2 separate regions of the Homo sapiens genome follow, and region 2 is linked to region 1. A link is a contact called in ENCODE Hi-C or POLR2A ChIA-PET data. All regions are on one chromosome and are shown on one strand. Each heading gives the region's core, a stretch centred on a gene start or an enhancer-like site at or near the end of the contact. The rest is flanking DNA. Distances are from core to core; before and after follow the strand shown. Region 1 overlaps PHLPP1 (PH domain and leucine rich repeat protein phosphatase 1). Region 2 overlaps PHLPP1 (PH domain and leucine rich repeat protein phosphatase 1).

Region 1 (3,346 bases), core at 575-3,074:
ACGCCTGTAATCCCAGCACTATGGGAAGCCAAGGCGGGTGGATCACGAGGTCAGGAGATTGAGACCATCCTGGCTAACATGGTGAAACCCCGTCTGTACTAAAATTACAAAAAAAAATTAGCTGGGTGTGGTGGCAGGTGCCTGTAGTCCCAGCTACTCGGGAGGCTGAGGCAGGAGAATGGCGTGAACCTGGGAGGCGGAACTTGCAGTGAGCCGAGATTGCGCCACTGCACTCCAGCCTGGGCGACAGAGCGAGAAGGGGGAGCTTGCAGTGAGCCGAGATCGCGCCACTGCGCTCCAGCCTGGGCGACAGAGCTAGACTCCATCTCAAAAAAAAAAAAAAAAATATATATATATATATATATATATATAAAATATATATATATTTGTACAGAAAAGGAGAATTGGAGATAATAATGTAAGATGAATAGGATTTAGATAGGTGGAGAGGAAAACTGTTTCAGTCAGCAAGTTCAACGTGTGGGAACTGGGGAATGTCAGCCTGGCTTTGGGGGCAACTTGAGGTTCCTTGGTGCTGCATTTTGGGGAATAACTTTCTTTCTTCTGGTTTCGTGTTTGCATGCTTGTATGGGATGGGCATTCACTGGGATAATACTCCTGGCCTCTCTAGTAACTCCCTCACTTTAGTCTTCCCTAGGGGAGGAGAAGTGACTTATCTTCGAGTTTGGAAAAAGGAACTGGGCCTGTCTAGTTTCAGCTCATTCCTTTCCTACAGATCTTGCATTCTGCTGTGCTTGTTCACGCTGTGAGTTTTATAGGGGCAGTCCTCCTCAGGGAGGCCTCTGCCTGGTGAGCTGCACCTGTGACTAGGTAGAGAAACTGGCCTAATTCTGGGGTGAAATATTAGCCAAGACCACTCAACTAATAGAGCTAAGCTACCTTTTCCAACCTACGCTTTATTAGTAATAAAGCTATTATCTGTGTATATCACTCTATATAATATATCAGCTGTATATTATATATCAGATAAATATATATTTTTCTTTCTGGCTTTCCTGTCTTACTGGTTTTGAACTTGGGCTGGAAAAATAAGGGTGTTAAATATTGAATCTCTTTTACTTCAACACCAAAGACTTCATCTCTAAAATCGAGTTACCAATCACTAACTCTTAAGAGTTATGTGAGGGTAACAAATTTAAAATGAGAAGTTTTTGAAAGATAAACTGTCTACAGATGTATAGATTTATAAATGTTCTTGGGGGTGGAAAGTAGAAACAAGCTGGGACCTGTTATTTTATAATTAACTGCCATCCACAGATTAAATTCTAGCTCCTGCCAGCCACTCTCCTGCCAGATCCTTGGATTACAAGAAATGGTGGAGGGGGTGGCAGTGAGTGGATACAGCAAATGAAAAATATCTCGCTTTGAGCATTTAACTCGGTATCAGGCCCTAAATCATAGTATTATGATATCTCAGTATATGGAAAGGAGACAATATCAGATCAGGAAAATTAATTTTCCAACAGGAATGGGGAAGGTTAAAATACATAATTTCAAAGGAGACCACTAAAACCGAGATTCCTTCAGCTTTTCAAAAGTGCCACAATGTTATTTGGCCTTCTCTCAGTTAATGAACAGTGGGAAATGTGCTTACATTGGCTTAAGAGAGCCAAAACCGCAATTCCTGCAACCACTTGAGAAAGTCCTAGAATTTGGGAGAATAAACCCATTACTGTATAAAACTAGAGAGAAAATCATTTGCAGTTTTCTGTTGGATTTGATCCATTCTTCCGTACATGAAAAGTTACGGCCCATATATGGCAAAACCCAATTCAGTTTTTGAGCGCTTTAAATGAAATGATTGAACAGTTTGGAGCATGACTTGCCTGTGGCATAGGCGTGAAATCTTAGGTAATGACTCATAAGAATTACTGTTGCCACAGAGTTTTAGAATGCAAGAATTGATCTGTCTCTGAAAATATTTATATTTGATTGCATTTCTAAATAGGTAAGTGGGTAACAGCTGTTTGAATCTGGTGGCATGTGTGTTTGGAGGCATGGGGGAGAATATAGACTGTACTGCTTTTGTGTTAGAGAAATTGTGCTGTTTTATTTTTTCCTATCTGGTTAAATAGAGTACAATAGCAGAAAACCAATCAGTTCAGGGAGTGGCCCATTTCAGTGTGGCCCTCTTCATCCACAAAGTGGTTTGGAATGAAAAATGCTAAGATGCAGTATTTGGCTGGCACTTAGATAACTAAGAAAAGAGAATTGACTTAACTGTAGCAAAGAGAGTTGACGTGAGGCTCAAGTCATCTTAGGGCTCCTAGGAGAGGATGAGAATCCATTAGCACCTCTATATCTGGGGAGAGGGGTGTTGCCAAGAAGGCCTGTTTTGTAAGTTTGTTTTCATTGACACTGAATTTAATTTATATCTTAGAAACTATCCAGAGAAGTCTAAAGTTAAAAGTTTGAGAACTGCAATGTAGTAGTCAAAGAGGCCACAGCTTGGATGAAAAATTTCAGCTGCTATGATTAGAGAAAAACAAAAACAAATTAAAAATCAATATTGTCTCCCTTTTTTCAAGCCCCTGATCAGTCAGTAGTCACCTTGAGAACCAAAGGGATTGAATACAGTGGAGAGGATCCAAAAACGGAACCAGACATGACCTGTGAGGCAGGAAGTACAGCATGAACTTTTATTGAAAACAGCTCAACAGTGATATCATTGGCTGACGATGGAGGAGGCTATTTTATATCTCTCTGGAATATAAGTTTAAAAATTACATTACTCTGTAAACAACAGAAACAGTACAACAAAAGTTTCTTTAACAACCATACCTATCTGTAATACAGGCAAAAATGAGAAAATAAGTTGGAAAATTCTCTGTCCTAAATTGGAAGTCACTAAACCTTACCCAGATCAAATTTTATTATCTTTAAATATAATTCTGCTGAGCTTAGTTACGTGGTTATATTAGAAACATGCAAGTGGAAAAGAGGCTGCTCTAGGCATTCTCAGTGACAATAATCAAACCATTATGTAGGTGGGGAGGAGAAATTATATGATTACCTAACAATGAAAAAGGAGATGGGGGAAAAAAAGACTAGAGAGAGCAAATACCGGAAACTGGGTTTTATTAGGATAAAAGCAAACAATTTATGCCTTAGTAAGCTTTTAGCTATCAGAATTATAATTTTAGTTTATAGGTATCAAGAAAATGATTTATATGCTGTATTCTCTGGGGTGATGGTGGGGATGACAGTCTGTTAGTGATGGCTGCTATCCTCATTGATCATCAAGGTTGAATTAGAAATAAACTATTGAAAGTTTAATATATCATCTATAAATGATTGCTAATAATAAAGATAGACTAAGTCCTTA
Region 2 (3,379 bases), core at 724-3,223, 33 kb after region 1:
GTCTGATTGATTCACAGATCAAGGCAACCCCTGTAAGAGCCAGAAAGGTCCCCAGTGAAATCCAGTGGTAATAAAACAGATGTTCCTGGATCTTCTTGTGTGTCCACTAGATACCTGTGAAAAGAATGGGCATGTTTAAAAACAAAACAAAACAAAACAAAACAAAAAACAAAACTCAGAAAATTGGCAAATTTTAGTTTTAGCAATTAGACTTAAGCTCCCTTCCAAAGCTACAATGTTTTAGTACAATTATTAAGTAGCAAAATTGACTTATTTGAATTTCCCATCCTTCCTCTGGCTTTGAAATATTCTCTACTGAATGGAGTTCACAGACAATGAGTGAGATTTTAAGGAAAGAAAGGGAAGCTGCAGTGATCTTGGATAATCACTCATAAAGAGGAAGAAAAGAACCAGAGGAGTGGTAAATAGGCTATTGTATAAAATGGACAATGAAAGGATACTAAAAATAACATTTTGTTTCATGTACTTTATGTCATTTGGTTTATATCAGTGAGCTTTCACTTACTAATGGGGGCCACTGTTGGTAGCAAGACTCTGAGGATGTACAGTCTGTTGGCTGGGACATCTCTTGAGGTGGTTACAAAGGCCACTGAGAGGCTGTGATATTCCCTGTTCAGAAGCATTATCCATTCTTTTTAACCTGTCATCACAAGACAGACATACTATTTAGAAAATTTTGAAGCTAGAAAGGACCGCAGAGTTCATCTCATAGAATCTATGCCTTACATTAGGAAACTGAGCTCAAAGGATGTGTTTAAGGTGCACAGCTAAAGAATGAGAGCATCTGGAATAGAAAGAATGATAGTTGCACAGTGTGCAGGTTCCCCGGATCTTCCTGCTGTATTTTCCCCCTTTCAGGCATCTCTCTCCATTCATCTATCATAAACCATTTATTTATGATACCCTTGTAGAATACAGTGTGTGTTCTACAGCAGAAGTGCAGTTCTTTGACCTTCCCTCACCTGTATTCATATTGAAAATATAGCTGAGGGTTTTTGTTTATTTGCTTGGGCCTTACTGCTTATAAACAGAACATATCTCTTAAATGTTCATTAAAACATTTTTCCTCTTTTTAACAAGTATAATAGTCAAGATCTCAACAGGAAATAGCACACTTAAATCAGGAGAATTTTAGAAGGATGTGGACAGGGTATTGGGGAACTGCAAGGTTTAGTGTAGAAAATGCCTGAAATTATCAACTGCTGGAGATGTTATTAACCCACACCCCAAAGGGATGAGTGGAAGAAGAGATTTATAGAACCTAGCAGGAGATGCTAGACCCTTTAGCTAGAGCTGACTGCACCTTGAGAGAACTTCAGACCAGGGCACGGCCAGCTGGAGGCCACCTAATAGGGAGGGTGTCCGGAGAATAGATACCCTTGACCACACTCTCTTCTCTCCCCACCCCCCACTGGCTGAATCCAGTGGGAGGCAGAGTGCATAGAAGGCCCTTTACACACTTGTCACTTCTGGGGACAGAGAACAGGTGGGGAAGGTTTTGAACAACAGGGATATCCGAATGTTCTTCGTTTGCGTTATAAATTAACGCTTTAGAGTTTGTGTTGCATAAAATGTAATTTATTTGGGTCAACTGTATAGTTTTTGTGGTTTGATTATTTTTAGTAAGTTCAGTCTTCAGTTATGTTTTAAAGCTGGCTCTATAGTTAATATTAGGTATATAGTGGTGATCTCAACTTTTTTTCTGCTTCTAGATTAGTCATGGATAATGCATACAAACTCACCTATAACATCTTTCATTATATGCAGTTAAAATTCTCAAGGGGAAAGTGAGTGAGGGTGGCTGAAGAATGGGCTGTTTGTCTCGGGGGAGCATATGAAAAGAAGAGTCTCTGTTGTAAAAACCCTCTCAGTTTGATATTTACTTTGGTTCATGTTACTTGTTTTGTTGTTTAGCGAGTTTCTGCTTATGATCCTAATAATAACCTATTTAGAGTAGGGCTTTATTTTCTAGAGTGCCTTGAAGCTATTCGATGCTGAGCTGGCTTCTCCGGCTACCTGCATTCTTTGCATGACTTAATAGTGAGCTTTTGTAAACATGAACTCAATCTTTAGGGGTAAGAATCTCTTGTCACTGTTGGTGGAGGAGACATAGAGAGAAGTTCAGCTGAAATCCACTTTTACTTAACCAGAAATTCCCTTTGTTGGTATTTGTGCAAATTAAGTTGAGAGTTGAATTACAGCTAATTCCTTCCTTCCTTGCTTCCTTCCCTCCCTCCCTCCCTCCCTCCCTCCCTCCCTCCCTCCCTCCCTCCCTCCCTCCCTCCTTCCCTTTCTTGCCCTATCTCCCAGGCTGGAGTGCAGTGGCATGATCTTGGCTCACTGCAGCCTCCTTCTCCTGGGCCCCAGTGATTCTCCTGCCTCAGCCTCCCAAGTAGCAGGGATTAGAGGTGCCCACACCCTGCTAGTTTTTGTATTTTTAGTAGAGACGGGGTTTCACCATGTTGGCCAGGCTGGTCTCAAACTCCTGGCCTCAAGTAATCCGCTTGCCTTGGCCTCCCAAAGTGCTGGGATTACAGATGTGAGCCACCACTCCTGGCTGCTAATTTCTAATTAATTGTTCTGAGTAATTAATTTTTAATTGTGAATTTGCTGAGGTGACATGTTTTGCCTGGTAGGTTTGATGCTAAAGAGATGCATCAAGCAGAAATTGTTAGTTAGTATATGGAGCCTCCCTCTGTCCGTCCGTCGCCCAGGCTGGAGTGCAATGGCGTGATCTTGGCTTACTGCAACCTCTGCCTCCCGGATTCAAGTGATTCTCCTGCCTCAGCCTCTTGAGTAGCTGAGACTACAGGCATGCACCACCATGCCCGGCTAATTTTTGTATTTTTACTAGAGATGGGTTTCCCCATGTTGGCCAGACTGGTCTCAAACTCCTGACGTCAAGTGGTCCGCCTGCCTCTGCCTCCCAAAGTGCTGGGATTATAGGCGTGAACCACTGTGCCTGGCCTCTGTTTGTTTTTATGTCCATGGTTTCTCATATTTCTTTCCAAGTCATAGGCATTTACCTTCTGTCTCTTCAGCATTTTAACACATTTTCTTACCTATGTCTTGTTTTTCTCATATTTCATATTTAACTTTTATGTCATTCACATTTGCATACACAGAGCATCACTCCTAGTCTCTAGGAACACATTGGCTTTGTGTTGTTTTGACTTATGTCTAGTACCATTAATATTTTTACTTTTTCTATTTTTTTTAACCGTTTTTTCCTTGTTGCCTTTCTTTTCTCTCACTCCCCTGACTACTTTCTTGGCCAGAATGTGTGTATGTGAGCACCCAGAGGCAAAGAAGGGCTAGAAGAATGAGCAGAGGGGGTTATGAGGATACGAGCTACCCC

The links. Hi-C counts contacts between places; a loop is a spot of excess contacts on that map. ChIA-PET counts read pairs that join two places held with the same protein, here RNA polymerase II (POLR2A). Pooled maps may share reads with other maps.
Region 2: a map of Calu3 shows a loop between it and region 1 (2.2-fold over the local background). The contact joins two enhancer-like sites. A Hi-C loop is called at or near these places in 4 of 168 maps with a recorded cell type or tissue (Calu3, HepG2, PC-3 and 1 more), 1 of 37 single-sample maps with no recorded cell type and 1 of 50 pooled maps. POLR2A ChIA-PET finds 5 or more read pairs at or near these places in 10 of 52 experiments (A549, A673, H1 and 7 more).

The regions. Positions count from the first base shown.
Region 1 is chr18:62,765,732-62,769,077 of GRCh38, forward strand. All of the region lies in intron 1 of PHLPP1 (PH domain and leucine rich repeat protein phosphatase 1), which reads left to right. All of the region lies in intron 2 of LOC105372160 (a long non-coding RNA gene), which reads right to left. Among named protein-coding and RNA genes, the nearest start is that of PHLPP1, 52 kb to the left of the region's middle. Within about 2 kb of position 1,825, at least 2 of the 41 ENCODE cell types and tissues checked have a DNase peak (open chromatin) inside an H3K27ac peak, as active enhancers do; they include PC-9, where a contact is called at or near this core.
Region 2 is chr18:62,798,763-62,802,141 of GRCh38, forward strand. All of the region lies in intron 1 of PHLPP1 (PH domain and leucine rich repeat protein phosphatase 1), which reads left to right. Among named protein-coding and RNA genes, the nearest start is that of PHLPP1, 85 kb to the left of the region's middle. Within about 2 kb of position 1,974, at least 3 of the 41 ENCODE cell types and tissues checked have a DNase peak (open chromatin) inside an H3K27ac peak, as active enhancers do; they include PC-9, where a contact is called at or near this core.